Linked DNA regions of Homo sapiens: region 2 is linked to region 1. The links are chromatin contacts, found by Hi-C or POLR2A ChIA-PET in ENCODE. All regions are on one chromosome and are shown on one strand. Each heading gives the region's core, a stretch centred on a gene start or an enhancer-like site at or near the end of the contact. The rest is flanking DNA. Distances are from core to core; before and after follow the strand shown. Region 1 overlaps SORL1 (sortilin related receptor 1). Region 2 overlaps SORL1 (sortilin related receptor 1).

The links. A loop is a pair of places that touch in the nucleus more often than their neighbours do. ChIA-PET counts read pairs that join two places held with the same protein, here RNA polymerase II (POLR2A). Pooled maps may share reads with other maps.
Region 2: a loop to region 1 is called in a map with no recorded cell type, with 6 times the contacts of the local background. The contact joins two enhancer-like sites. A Hi-C loop is called at or near these places in 2 of 168 maps with a recorded cell type or tissue (OCI-LY7 and mammary epithelial cell), 22 of 37 single-sample maps with no recorded cell type and 10 of 50 pooled maps. POLR2A ChIA-PET finds 5 or more read pairs at or near these places in 4 of 52 experiments (H1, MCF 10A, activated CD4-positive, alpha-beta T cell and 1 more).

What each region holds. Positions count from the first base shown.
Region 1 is chr11:121,518,087-121,525,211 of GRCh38, reverse strand. SORL1 (sortilin related receptor 1) reads right to left here. Exons shown (of 48, transcript NM_003105.6): 9 at 4,363-4,555; 10 at 2,509-2,626; 11 at 2,223-2,296. Among named protein-coding and RNA genes, the nearest start is that of SORL1-AS1, 69 kb to the right of the region's middle. Within about 2 kb of position 3,576, at least 3 of the 41 ENCODE cell types and tissues checked have a DNase peak (open chromatin) inside an H3K27ac peak, as active enhancers do.
Region 2 is chr11:121,567,308-121,574,237 of GRCh38, reverse strand. SORL1 (sortilin related receptor 1) reads right to left here. Exons shown (of 48, transcript NM_003105.6): 23 at 3,968-4,081. Among named protein-coding and RNA genes, the nearest start is that of SORL1-AS1, 120 kb to the right of the region's middle. RefSeq lists enhancers at 2,493-2,992, 2,993-3,494, 3,955-4,124, 4,235-4,284. Within about 2 kb of position 4,122, at least 3 of the 41 ENCODE cell types and tissues checked have a DNase peak (open chromatin) inside an H3K27ac peak, as active enhancers do.

The DNA.
Region 1 (7,125 bases), core at 2,327-4,826:
CACTTATCAAAATTCTAGAAAATGCCAATGAATAACCTATTCTAGAAAATGCCAATGAATAACAGAAGCAGACAAGGACAAGACTGGAGAGTGGGATGGATTACCGAGGGGCACAAAGATACCTCGGGGAGGGTGATGGAAATGTTTGTTATCTTAATTGTGGCGACCATAATTAATTCTGATCAAACTGTACACTTTAAATATGTGCAGTGTACTGTCCCCTTATCTGCTTCAATAAATTTGTTACAGAAAAAAGCTAAAAATAAAAGAAATAAAAATTATTTTAAAAAGAAAAAAAGCACAAAAACGGAATTCTGAGGATCAGAGAATTTGCAGATGGAAATGTTTGTTATCTTAATTGTGGTGACCATAATTAATTCTGATCAAACTGTACACTTTAAATATGTGCAGTGTACTGTGCCTTCATCTGCTTCAATAAAGTTGATAAAGAAAAAAGCTAAAAATAAAAGAAATAAAAATTATTTAAAAAGAGAAAAAAGCACAAAAAAAGGAATTCTGAGGATCAGAGAATTTGCACAACTAATTAGGAGGAAAAAGAAAACCACAATTACAGTCATCAGTGCTCCAGGCAACATTCTGTCCACTACAGCCTCTTCCTCTGCCACCACCTGCTCCTGCACACAGCCCAGATTGTCCCTCTAAAGTGAAGGCTGCCCATGGGGACTCAGATGCCCACTCACACAGATAAACTCACAATCTTTTCATCCCCAAGTTAGTTTTCTGCTATGTCCCAAAATAAGGTCTCTTATGCACTGGTTGCTTCTTGGCAGGGACAAGGCACGTGTGGAGGGAGGCACTGACAGCTGCCCCGGTAATCACCAGACGATACCACTTCACTGGAGGAGGAACAAGACACTGCTTTCTACCCAGAAGGAAATCACTTGCAGATGTGCAAATCCCAGATTACACCAACAGCAGAAGGCACAAACAAACCACAGGCCTATTCGCAGAGAAGAGGATACCCCATTTCAAAGGGAGCGTCCAGCTCCACGAAAGGGGAAAGCAGCTGCTTAATCTTCCCTTGGGAGCTGCACAAGGACAACCCGAAAATTTCCATTCAAACTGTTTGCACTCTGACTACAATGGCCTTAACAATCTGCCTCATCTGAACACATATTTGCGTTCACCACATACAGTACACAGTGTCTGAGCCTCATCTCTCTCCTCGGGAGGGATGGGAAGCCCTGCCACAGTGAGAGAAGGCTTGTGACAGGCCTCTGTGAACTGCAAGGTGCCAAATGAATGTTGGTATTTTTATTACTGCTTTACATATTACCTATTCAAATATCAAGGTGAGCATGGTGCATTCCCAGTAAAGCACCACGTGGATGGGAACTATGTCTGCTAGCTGTTCTGAGAACTCCACATCACTCCCGACGTGCTGTTCCGGCTGCCCAGCCTGCGGGGCTGCTCGATGACAAGGTGCTCATCCTGTCAAGTGATCTGTTGGGTTTTACCCTGGTGGCTCCTGGCATAACTAGAGGGTCACCCCTGAAAGCAACCCCTACAGAACGAGACCAAACGCACTTCCTTGGCCTTAATCAATGGGAGGCTGGCAACAACTTTTTTTTTTTTTTACAAGTTTGGAAATTCTCTAATGCCCAAAGATGAAGATGAATTAGCATTTTGGAACTAGGGAACTAGCCCTGTCTTAGGAATTGGTATAATCAGCATCGATATTAGTTATACAACCTTAAGGCAAAAAGAGAGTCTACTTCCATAGCACAGAGTGAGACGAAAGTGCCTATACAACATAGCCCAGCAAGGACAGGCTTCATCTCAACTTCAATAATATACAAAATAATAATAATAATAGCAGCCCATTTCAGGGCTAATACCACTACGCTATAATTTGCTGATACATGCAGCATATATGCCCTGAGCCCCCACTCCATGCCAGGCACTCTTAGGTCCTAAGGATAAAGAAGTCAGTAAAACAGACATTGTCTTTGCCCTCATAGAACTCATAATCTTAGAATGTTCAGTAAAATTCACACATTTGCAAAGGTCTGTGTTTAATTTAAAGTAACTGTGGATATAAATCAGTGGCTTCAGGTACCTTTCTTTACTTTATAGTCATATCTGGCATTACTGGTCTCTGCCATGGACCATTTGTGTCCCTGAAATGCCAAGGCACAGTCTACATTCTCACACAAATGGGAATGAGGGTGGAGGGGACGGGATTGGGGGAGGGGGCTGACCTCTCGCCACCTGGCTCCAGCACTGCTAGAGATGTACACGTTTGTCTTGCTAGCCAAGTTCTTTCCCACTGAGCCTAAAATGCAAGAGAAATAATTATTTTTAATTTCAAGAATATGTCAGATAATCACCTTGCCCAGCCAGAAATTCTGCGTAGTATCTAGCAACTAAGAATGCTTTCAAACCACAAAGCGTGGTTACTGCTGGAGGTGTGGGTGATCGCTCTGCATTTGGCCTGCACATCACCAGACAGCTGAACCCCTTTTGAGAACAGGCAAGCACACTTACCAGTGGCGATGATGAGGCCTGGAGCCGACTCCTTGGACAGGATGGGCATTCTCCGGAGCTGGAGGTTGAGGAGCTGACTGAGGCGCTGAGCCAGATGAAGGGAACAGCCCTGGGAAAGCTATACAACCAAAGTTTCAGGCAGTGTCAGCACATGATACCATGCCTAGCGTTCCCTGTAAACCCTGCGGCCTGTGTGAGGGGAGTGCAGCTGACACGGGGCAAGGAGGCCTGGCCCAGGGGAAACCAGACTCACAGCCCAGCTGTCCCCACACCCCCCAGACAGAGAGGATCATCTGAACCCACATAAATGTCCCGTGGAAGAAGAGAACAATTACAACTTAAAAAGGCCTTCTGAGACTCTCAGGGAATAACAATTAGAAATCAGTGTCAACTCAAGTAGATGGGAAAGTCATCATCTCATCCTATCACTCAGAGATCCTCTCAAGTGACTCAGAACTAAAGAGAAATGAAATGATTTTGTCATATTCACTTTCTAAGTCAGAGACATATTTCAAACATGATTCCAGCAATTCTGTCATAAGAAAGACCAAGAATCAGAAGTCATAAGTCTCATGGAAAAGCTCCCCTGATGTACAGTATCAATGAGATATAAAAAGCAAAGGATTAGCACTAAATTTTTTCCTATGTATTTTACATTTGCACAAAGGTGTAGGTATACAGGGCAAGGCTTCAAGCGATTCAGTCTGGCCTCCATCACTCATGTCCAGATTTTCATAGCTCTGCAAGCAATCAGGACAACACCCTTTGCCATATGGTCACACTCAGTTCTCCTGGTCAGAAAGAGCTTGTTCAATGTTACTCAGATGTGGCCAGGGTTCTGCACAGGAGGACTATGTGCTTATGTGGTTATGGTCAGGTAAAAATGGTAGCAAGGTTTGCTGGATTATTTGCTACTTATTTTTGTCATAAAAGGATCTCTAACAAGTATCTGTCTTGCTAGAGTCTCAGTTTGACCAATGAAAACTGGAACAAATTAGGCTGGGTCTCAAAGAAATATTTATTTGCTCACTCCTCTTTCTGACTCATGCTTCTCTGCCTGCAAGGAAGTCTATTCATTGAAGAGTTTCTGTAACCTCAGGTAATCAGACTTACCCATTTCCTATACATTCCTTCCACCACCTAAACTCAGAAGAAGAAACCTATACCTAAAGCTGATGAACGACAGTTCATAAATAAACTGATTAGTCAGGGAAACAGAAAGCTGAATTTGAATGATACCATTAATTCGATTTAACTAAAGCCTGACCCCCACAGCACGCTCAAAAACACCCAAGCCCCAACTATCCCAGGATCTCACCAAGCTGCTGTAGAAGACACTATTGAGGGAAGAGGAAGTACCCAGATATTTGTCTATATCCATTTATAGGCTGCCTCTTTCCAAAATTAGATTTGATGTGGTAAGCCAAGACCCATTGCCAAATAGAGAAGAAAAACCAAGAAGTAAATTCTAAGGTAAGAGTCTCCAAAAGAATTTTCCCAAGGGCCACAGATACATTATATAGGGGAGTGTCCACATAGCCCACCATGGACAAACAAAATTCAAAAATCCAAAAGACCAAGTAATGGTCTAACTAAACAAGTAGTACTAAAAACGAATACTACTTTTTTTTTTTTTTTTCTGAGTTGCTTCTGCCCAGAAGTGGTAGCAAGACCTTGGAGCAGAGTTTGGGAACTGCAAGTGTAGCAACACAAATAGAAGTCTGCTCCATGTGATATTAATAGAATACCATGTGATCTTGTATTTTTTCAATAAATACTAGACATAGGAAACTACCACAGAGCAGGGCTCTTTCCTTTATATTAAAAAGCAAAAGAAGATTAAAGCATCAATACCTCACAATTGATTTTCTCTCCATATCCCGTGAAGGCTGGAGCCTGAAGAAACTCCCAGGTTCCCCCTTTGTCAAAGGTGATGACCGATCTCATGTTCTCCTCATTCATAGAACCATTAATCAGAGTAGCAATGTAGACTCCTTGCAATCCTTCCACTCGGTGGAAGTCAGCAAATGGTTCATTTGCAAAATACCTACAATATGAAAATAAACAGCTATGAACCTGAATTGGTATTTGCTTGTTATTGTAAATAACATAAAATTTGACCATTTAAAAGTATACAATTTTGTGGCATTAAGCACATTCACAATGTTGTGCAACTATCATTACTATCTAGTTCCAGAACATTTCATCATTCCAAAAGGAAACCTCATACCCACTGGCAGTCACTCTCCATTTCCTCTTCCCTTCCCAAGCCCTGGAAACCACTCATCTGCTCCATGTGTTTATGAATTGGCCTATCTAGACATTTCATATAAATGGAATCTGCAATATGTGGTCTTTTGTATCTGGTTACTTTCACTTAGCATAATGCTTTCAAGGTTCATCCACATTATAGCACATTGTTAGAACTTCATTCCTTTTTTTTTGGAGACAGTCTTACTGCTGCCCAGGCAGGAGTGCAGTGGTGCAATCATGGCTCACTGCAGCCTCAACCTCCCAGACTCAGATGATCCTCAATGATCCTCACACCTCAGCCTCCCAAGTAGCTGGGACTACAGGTGTGTGCCACTATGCCCAGCTAATTTTTTTTATTTTTTGGTAGAGATGGGGTTTCGCCATGTTGCCGAGGCTGGTCTTGAACTCCTCAGCTCAAGTGATGCACCTGCCTTGGCCTCCCAAAGTGCTGGGATTACAGGCATGAGCCACCATGTCCAGCCAGATAATCTGCTATTTTAAAAAATTTGTTTCTTTTCAACTTTTAGGGTCAAAAGGCTTGTCTGACCAACAATTCCTAACAGGGGGTTTAGAATGATGAATATAACATACAAAAGTTGACGAAAGAGTCACATCTATTACATCACTAACGAAATTGACTCCAAATCCTCCAGTGAGCCTTCAAAAACAGAAATCATTAAGTCAGACTTGCAAGACATTAATAACAGTGCTGAGGCTTAAAATTCAACCCAATCTGTAGGAACCTAGCTCAGGGTTACACAGCCCCTCTCCAGGTACTTACAACCTAATTATCCAACACCCTGATCAGATAGAAGCCCACAGGGTTTTCTGTCAGGAAGCTCAGCAGAACCTGTCGATTCTTTCCTAAAGAAACTGTACATATAGCAAGGATGGCTCTAGAAAGCTTGGGGTTATATTCTTAAGAGAATATGGACGGCATGAACCCGGGACGCGGAGCTTGCAGTGAGCCGAGATCGCGCCACTGCACTCCAACCAGCCTGGGCGACAGAGCGAGACTCCGTCTCAAAAAAAAAAAAAGAGAGAGAGAATATGGGTTTCCCAGGCTTTATCTACCATGCGGATACCCTGATGCCACAGCCACAGGGAAGTGGTTTTGCGCTAAAATGATACACGCATTACAAATAGAGCGGATCTCTGAGAAATTGTAACCAGGGTTCATAGGTGGCTGTTAAGACTGGAAGCTTGGCCGGGCATGGTGGCTCACACCTGTAATCCCAGCACTTTGGGAGGCTGAAGGGGGCAGATCACAAGGTCAAGAGATCGAGACCATCCTGGCCAACATAGTGAAACCCCATCTCTATTAATAATACAAAAATTAGCTGGGCATGGTGGCACGTGCCTGTAGTCCCAGCTACTTGGGAGGCTGAGGCAGGAGAATCGCTTGAACCCGGGAGGCGGAGGTTGCAGTGAGCTGAGATCGTGCCACTGCACTCCAGCCTGGTGACAGAGCGAGACTCCAACTCAAAAAAAAAAAAAAAGAAAAAGAAAAAAGACTGGAAGCTTGCCCTTTACTTCAGGGGTTCTAAGCCACCGGCTACACAATAAAGCCGAGAAACGCTGTCCTCCATCAACCATCTCCACACAATCTCTTCAGCTGGATGACTGCCCTGCCACCTCAGACAGAAAGACCCAAACAACAACCTCTGAGGCAGGAAAAGGAACACTAGGAGCCCCACCAAAGCAGCTTCAGGCTGAGGGACTGAGCAGAGTGCCGAATGAAATGCTGGAGTTGAGACCAAATTCTCTGACATGTGGTTTCCTTAGGTCTAGTTCAGTTATTTTTCAGGGGCTTCCTTAGGAACCAGCTGAAGGTCTCGATTCCTCCTTCTCTGCTGACCTCTGCTCTACCTCTCTGAGGGTTATCATCATAAACCTGTCATCCCACTGGTTATGGGCTTCTTCTAGATATCTGGGAGGCCTGAGTTTCTCTCATTTAGATGAGCCCTGTTTCTTTCCCGAGTCGGATTCCTGGAGTTTTATCTTTTACTTCTAAGCAGAAGCCTGTCTTCCTGTACCTCACATGCTCCTTCACCAGAAGTCCCAGCCCATCCTTTCCTTTCCCCCACTTGACCTGCCCTGCAACAATCTGCCCCACCCTAAGTACTTTCTCTGAGGGTCTACTTTCTTCCATTTTATCCTCACTGGCCCTCCCCAGGGCACTTCTCCCCTTCTTCCCAGAGTGCCCTGGGCCAAGGCTTACCAGGAAGCTCACCAGGTCCCCTATAGCCCCACTCAGTGCAGAATCCATGCCCTGGCAATACCCCCACCAACTGGGCCCATGCCCCTCCCTAAGGTGACCCACGGGGCTGACATCTCCTCAGCACATTAGTTCCTCCAAAGCAT
Region 2 (6,930 bases), core at 2,873-5,372, 48 kb before region 1:
AAATGGGATAGAAAGACAACATATTCCTTAGGTACAATTGATTTCCCACAAATGTAAACATCCTACTGGAAAACCAATTAAAAAATAGAAGAAAGCAGGTATTAATTGTAGCAACAGAAATTAAACCTAGACTTACAGAAGACATAAATTACATGAGAGCTTGAAATTTACAACCAAGAGAGATAAGGGCATATCTTTCTGTGGACAGCTTCCAGATCGGAACAGGACGGGGAAAAGTGAGAAACTGTCATCTGTTGGCGAGAGAGAGTGACAGGCTAGGTGACCTCCTAAGATCCCTTCAGACGCGAAAAGTGTCTTCCTAAATAAGTGACAGAAATACCTTTATCTATGAAACTACGATTAGAGAAGCTCAATTTCACACAAGAAGTTAGCACTTCATTGTACAGATGGTAAAGGCAGCATGGAGGTAGAATTCTACAGTAGGAACATAGGCTCTGTCTGCAGTCAGTCAAGACTGGGTACCAAATCGTGGCTCTACCTCTTCCTGGGGAAATTAATTTTAATCTCCCTACGGCTGTTTTCTCAACAGTAAAACTGGGTAAGATAATGTGTCCTAGTGCTTGAGATCACAGTCAGAGAGACTAGATTTGTTTTTCTGTTTTTTGAGATGGAGTCTCGCTCTGTTGCCCAGGCTGGAGTGCAGTGGCGCAATCTCGGCTCACTGCAACCTCCGCCTCCCAGGTTCAAGCGATTTCTCCAGCCTCAGCCTCCTGAGTAGCTGGGATTACAGGCACCCACCACCAGCCCCAGTTAATTTTTGTATTTTTAGTACAGATGGGGTTTTGCCATGTTGGCCAGGATGGTCTTGAACTCCTGGCCTCAAGTGATCTGCCTGCCTCAGCCTCCCAAAGTGCTAGGATTACAGGCATGAGCCACCACGCCCAGCCAGAAAGACTAGATTTGAATTGAGTCTGCAACCTACAACTTACTTAACCTGCCTTTACTTGGTAGCATTATTATGAAGATAAACCAGGGAACAAGTTTGGAACCAGAGCCTATTAAATAGGATGTAAATATAATGGGCTCTAAACAAATGTCACTTCTCTTCCTCATCATTCCTCATGTCCTTCTGGCATTAGAATGGATACAGAATTAGATTTTTCTTCCTCTCCTAAGTAGATATTTCCTGTGCTTAAGCACAATCCCTGGCACCCCGTGAAACACCCTCCAGGAAAGGCGAGGGGAAGGCAGGCTGCTCTCAGGAGAGTGAAAGGCTGACCCAGGAGGTAAAATGTGGCAGAACAGAATGCTGGCACGGGGGAGGGGTTGTCGTGCACGAAATGCCAAATAGCAATGCTGCCGTTAGACATCCTGGCAGCTCTTATTTGAGGCTCCATTTCTTCTCTGTAATTGAGCTCGTGGTGGGAGGCAGGGGATGAATGCAAAATGACAAGACTGCAGGGATTCGCGTCAAAACCCTGAGTGCCTGACAGTCACCCAGCTAGAGGAATCTGTGTAAGAGGGAGGGAAACCCACTGACAACACCCTCCTGCATCCCGGTGTCCCCCCTCCTCCACTGCTCCCTGGCAGCTGGCAGGGTGCCTCACTTAACTCCCCACATGGCAGTACTCAGTCACTGCGGTCCAGCTCCTGCAGCCCTGCTTAGAAACAGGGAACCTCTCTCCTCCACACGCAACCTCCTTGATGAGGGAGACACACATGCAGGCACAGATAAGCCCCTCTCTCTTGACTCCCAGTCTCTGAGTTTTAAATCCTTCTGGTTCCTCCTCTCCACGCCTCAGCTCCATCTGACATGTGTAGACCTGAGCCAGGTGAAACAGGGAGACGACGGAGCAGAAAGTAGGTCTCGGGGTCTCTGGAAAGTGAATCCCAGCTGACATTCACGCCAAGCTGGGAGGAGGGCAGGGCCAGCTCCATCCTTCATGCACAACTGTGCAGTCTGCAACAGAGCTCAGGGGCTGGGTGGGAGGAAGCCATTGGAGGCAGCAGGTGCCTCCCAAAAGATGCAGGTCTTCATTCCTCTCAAAACTCGGAGCCAATACAAGATTCAGCTTGTCCATTTAGTAGAAACCAAGCCCAAGGGCACAAGGAGGAATGCTCTGCCACCTGTGTCCCTCACTCTTGGATATGAGGTCATCTGGTTTGTATCTCCCTGCTTCCACTGTGCCTAATTATGTCTGGGCAATTTCCTTGTAACTTGTTAATTCTAAGAAGCATCTTCTATCCCACCCAGATATGTAATAAACTCCTTTCCATTATCTGCTTCAATGCTGTTAATAAGCATTAATGTTTTTAAAGAGCTTTGGCTATTCCCCCACAAATATCACACCTTCCTGCAACTCTGATAAAGGAGGCTTTATAGGCCTTATTTTTTGCAGAAAAGACACAGAGAGGCTAGTGCTTTCCCAAATCTGCCATTCAGCAAATAAGCTCTACTCCCTCGGTGTGAAAGGCACCCTCTGAATCCAAGGGAAAACGATTAAGGAAAGGCTTTGTAAATAACCCTCTATCAGCCAAAAGGGGGAGTCTATAGGATTGCAGGGCCCAGATGTGTTTAATGAGCTGGATATTTCACAAGTTGCTTTCTGGGTGAAGTGGCAGGGGAGCCGGGCACAGGCCCCACGGATGACTGGCTAAATGAGTATCTAGAGCTTCCCATTAATCTGTTCTTACAGTACAAATGGGTAAATGAGCCCCTGGGTTGCCAAAGGTAAAATATATAAAAGAGAAGCCTCTGACTTGGTTCCTGCTTCTGGTCTCTCTCCATCAAACGCATTCTGCCCACTACTTATCCTTCCAAAGATGAACTTTCATCACATGACATCAGTGGTTCCCAACTGCTTCTCCGATAAAGTCCACAAAGCCCTTGCTGTCCTGGGCGCTGCCCACTCATCTAACTTCACCTTGGCCCCTGTGCCCATGCCCATTCTCCATAACTCAAACCAGTTTCCTGGCCATGCCAGCTTCCCCACATGCTGCTCCCTTGCCTGTGAATTGATTCCCTCCACCTCTGCTTGGTTCACCCCAGACACTCTCCAGAGCTCTTTGCTAGGGCCTGCCCAAGTTTGCTTTGGGTGCCCATCCTACATGCATATGACACTTCCGCATCGCAGTGCCCGTCACTCTACTGTAACTGCCTATTTTTCTGACTCCTACTTCAGACTGTGAACTCCGTTTCTGCCTTGATCGGCAATATATATGCAGGCCCAGCACAGAGCCTGGAACACAGGGTGTATAGCAACTGCTTGTTGAGTGAGTGCATGACTGACAAAAGGGCAAATCATCTCCTTATAAGATAATGTCGAAGCTATTAAAAATTAAGTGAAGAAAAGATAGTGAAAATTCATGGTTAATAAACTATCTGTTATTTGTGGTTGTTTGGTTTTAACTTCTGCTAACCACAGTCTTATACTTTAGAAGTCAGATCTTAAAAATTATACAGCCTAAAGATGACACTTACATGGCATGTACACCAATGGCCCCACACTGTAGGCCAAGCTATGCATTACTAACCAATGAAAACAATCTCTCTTGAGCCTGGTAGGTAGCCAACATCAACCAACTGGAGTAAATACTCATTTCCCATCCCTAAAAAGGCTGAATATTGAATTTCCAAATCAAAGAATATCACCTGTTTACTCGCCCCAAGTCACCAGCTTTATTACAGAGCCACAGCCAAGATTAGAGCCCAGATTGCCAAATCAATTCAGTTTCAGCCATGTGACGTTTATTTATAAATCTCTTGTAACGAGTGGTACTTCTGGGGTGGTTAAAAAAATATTATGTATATAATATTAATCCTATATATCTAATATCTACCTGTGTATGGAAATATGTTTTCTCTGTCATCTAAGCCCCATCAACTTAGATGGGCATCACCAATCATGGGTGGCCCTCGCCCTAGACCTTAGGCCCTCAGCCTGGGAAGAGCCAACCAGGCTTCTGAGTAATGGTAAGTGCTTAACGTCCAATCCAGAAGACTCACGGCAGTTTCTCTCATCGCTCATGTCTCCACAGTCGTTGTCAAAGTCACACCACCAAATGCTGTTGATACAGTTCCCGTTGCTGCAGCGATACTGGTTGCGAAGACAGGTGTTCTCTACCCATCAGAGTGCGGCAGGGGAGGAAATGAAACCAATATTATTCTTACTGCTGGACCACAGGTCTTTCTCTTTTGAGTTTCCCTCCCTTTAGTAACTATCGGGGGAAATTCAGCCAGATATCGGGTGAAATTCACCCCCGATATTTCACATAGGTTCTTTTCTATTTTCCCTAAGTGTCGGCCGGTCTGAGAAATAAAGGGACAGCGTAAAAAAAGAGAGAAATTTTAAAGCTGGGTGTCTGGGGAGACATCACATGTCGGCAGGTTCCGTGATGCCCCCTGAGCCGTAAAACCACCAAGTTTTTATTAGTGATTTCAAAAGGGGAGGGAGTGTACGAATAAGGTGTGGGTCACAGAGATCATGTGCTTCACAAGGTAATAGAATATCACAAGGCAAATGGAGGCAGGGCAAGATCACAGGACCACAGGACGGGGCGAAATTAAAATTGCTAATGAAGTTTTGGGCACGCATTGTCACTGATAACATCTTATCAGGAGACAGAGTTTGAGAGCAGACAACCAGTCTGACCAAAATTTATTAGGCAGGAATTTCCTCATCCTAATAAGCCTAGGAGCACTACAGGAGACTGGGGTTTATTTCATCCCTACAGCTTCGACCATAAAAGATGGCCGCCCCTCGAAGCGGCCATTTTAGAAGCCTACCCTCAGGGACGCATTCTCTTTCTCAGGGATGTTCCTTGCTGGGAAAAAGAATTCAGCGATATTTCTCCCATTTCCTTTTGAAAGAAGAGAAATGTGGCTCTGTTCCGCCCGGCTCACCGGCAGTCAGAGTTTAAGGTTATCTGTCTTGTTCCCTGAACATTGCTGTTATCCTGTTCTTTTTTCAAGGTGCCCAGATTTCATATTGTTCAAACACACATGCTCTACAATTTGTGCAGTTAATGCAATCATCACAGGGTCCTGAGGCGACATACATCCTCCTCAGCTTACGAAGATGACGGGATTAAGAGATTAAAGTAAAGACAGGCATAGGAAATCACAAGGGTATTGATTGGGGAAGTGATAAGTGTCCGTGAAATCTTCACAATTTATGTTCAGAGACTGCAGTAAAGACAGGCATAAGAAATTATAAAAGTATTAATTTGGGGAACTAATAAATGTCCATAAAATCTTCACAATCCACGTTCTTCTGCCATGGCTTCAGCTGGTCCCTCCGTTCGGGGTCCCGGACTTCCCACAACAAGTAACATGATGGTAAAGGGGGAGGAGGAATGCCAAGCACACGTGTCTACAGGGAAGGAAATGTCCCATACTAGCCTCTTGCTTTCCTCTTTTAGTTAAAATCAAAAGAGAGGAGGAGGCTGGAAGAAATATTTAGAAGCAGATACAATGCTTTAAGAAGGATAACCACAATACCAGTTGAGTCTATTGGGTAGTGAATACAGTACATCAACATTATAAAATACTAATTACACACAGAACTCCTTAATGGACTGTGTCTACACAGAATTAAAACATACAGATTCAATATATCTATAGGTATGTTTTTATATACATAGTTATATATATCCATATATATTCTATCTATCAAGCAAATGAGTTATGAAGATTTTCTCAATACTCTGAGAAATTTTTCTGCCCCATGACTACTTTAAAGCAAGCAATTAAAATTCCTTACAGAAAAAAAATGTATAGTTTGGCAAACTGCATCAAGGACATGCGATGATTGGTCTCATATTTGGATAATCAAAGGCATTCTAATGGGAAATATGGAGTAGCTTTCTTCCCCTTCTCTTGGAATTTAGTGTTGATTCTATTTCTTTCCAAACAGTTTTAAGATTGTATCCATAGCCTGAAAGAAAGTCTCTTGTTTCTAAGAAAGAAAGGCTCATCTTTTTTCTGTTTATATTTCTTAAGGAAGATTGACTAAAAGGCTTGTATTGTGTGTTTCACTGCCTTGGACTTGGGCCGCTGTGAGAAGCAGGGTTAGGATTACAAAGCAAATAGAGTAGGCACAGTGGCTCATGCCTGTGATCCCAGCTCCTTGGGAGGCAGAGGAGGGAGGATCCCTTGAGCCCAGATGTTCAAGACCAGACTGGGCAACAAAGTGAGACCTCGTCCCTATAAAAGAAATTAGCTGGGCTCGTGCCTGTAGTCCTAGCTTCATGGGAAGCTGAGACAGGAGGATCCCTTGAGCCCAGGAGTTTGAGTTGAAGCTGCAGTGAGCCGTGAATGTGCCAGCCTGGGCAATACAGCAAGACCCTGTCTCTTTCTTGTCTCTTTAAAATATATATAAAAAAAAAGGCAAATAGAATCACAGATAAGGAAAAGCAGAAATTCTGGCCATCAATCCATGCACTTCATGGCAAGGTGCCCTTGCAGGGGTTCACCTCACTCACAGAAACGTGATGCTGGAGGCGGGGGAAGTGGTGACAGTAAAAATTACACAGGAAGGAAAAACTTTTTAAATTTCGGAGGAAAGAAATGTTAAATCTCTATATTCAAATTCAGAGGGGGAGTGGGTGTAAGGCTGCTCTTGCTGCTTGGTCATGGCATAAGGTCTAGACTCAAAGTGCTTTGCAAACATTGGTCTGAAAGTTCAGGACACACTGGGCTAGGCTACGGTGAGAGGATGGACAACCGTTAGGTGAGAGTAAACGCGGAAGGAGTCACACTGGTTATTTTTCCCAATCAGGTTGGTCCAACTTATGCAAAACAGGAGCAGGTAAGAAACCTGGATGTGAGGGATGGGTGAGGAGAGGAAGAAGCAAAAGAATAAAAAGGGAGACCCTGAAGAAAGCCTGTGCCATCTGACATGAAACCAAAAACCACAGCTACTACTTAGAAAGGTACAGCATAGGCCTGTTCTGAGTGAGGACTGAAGG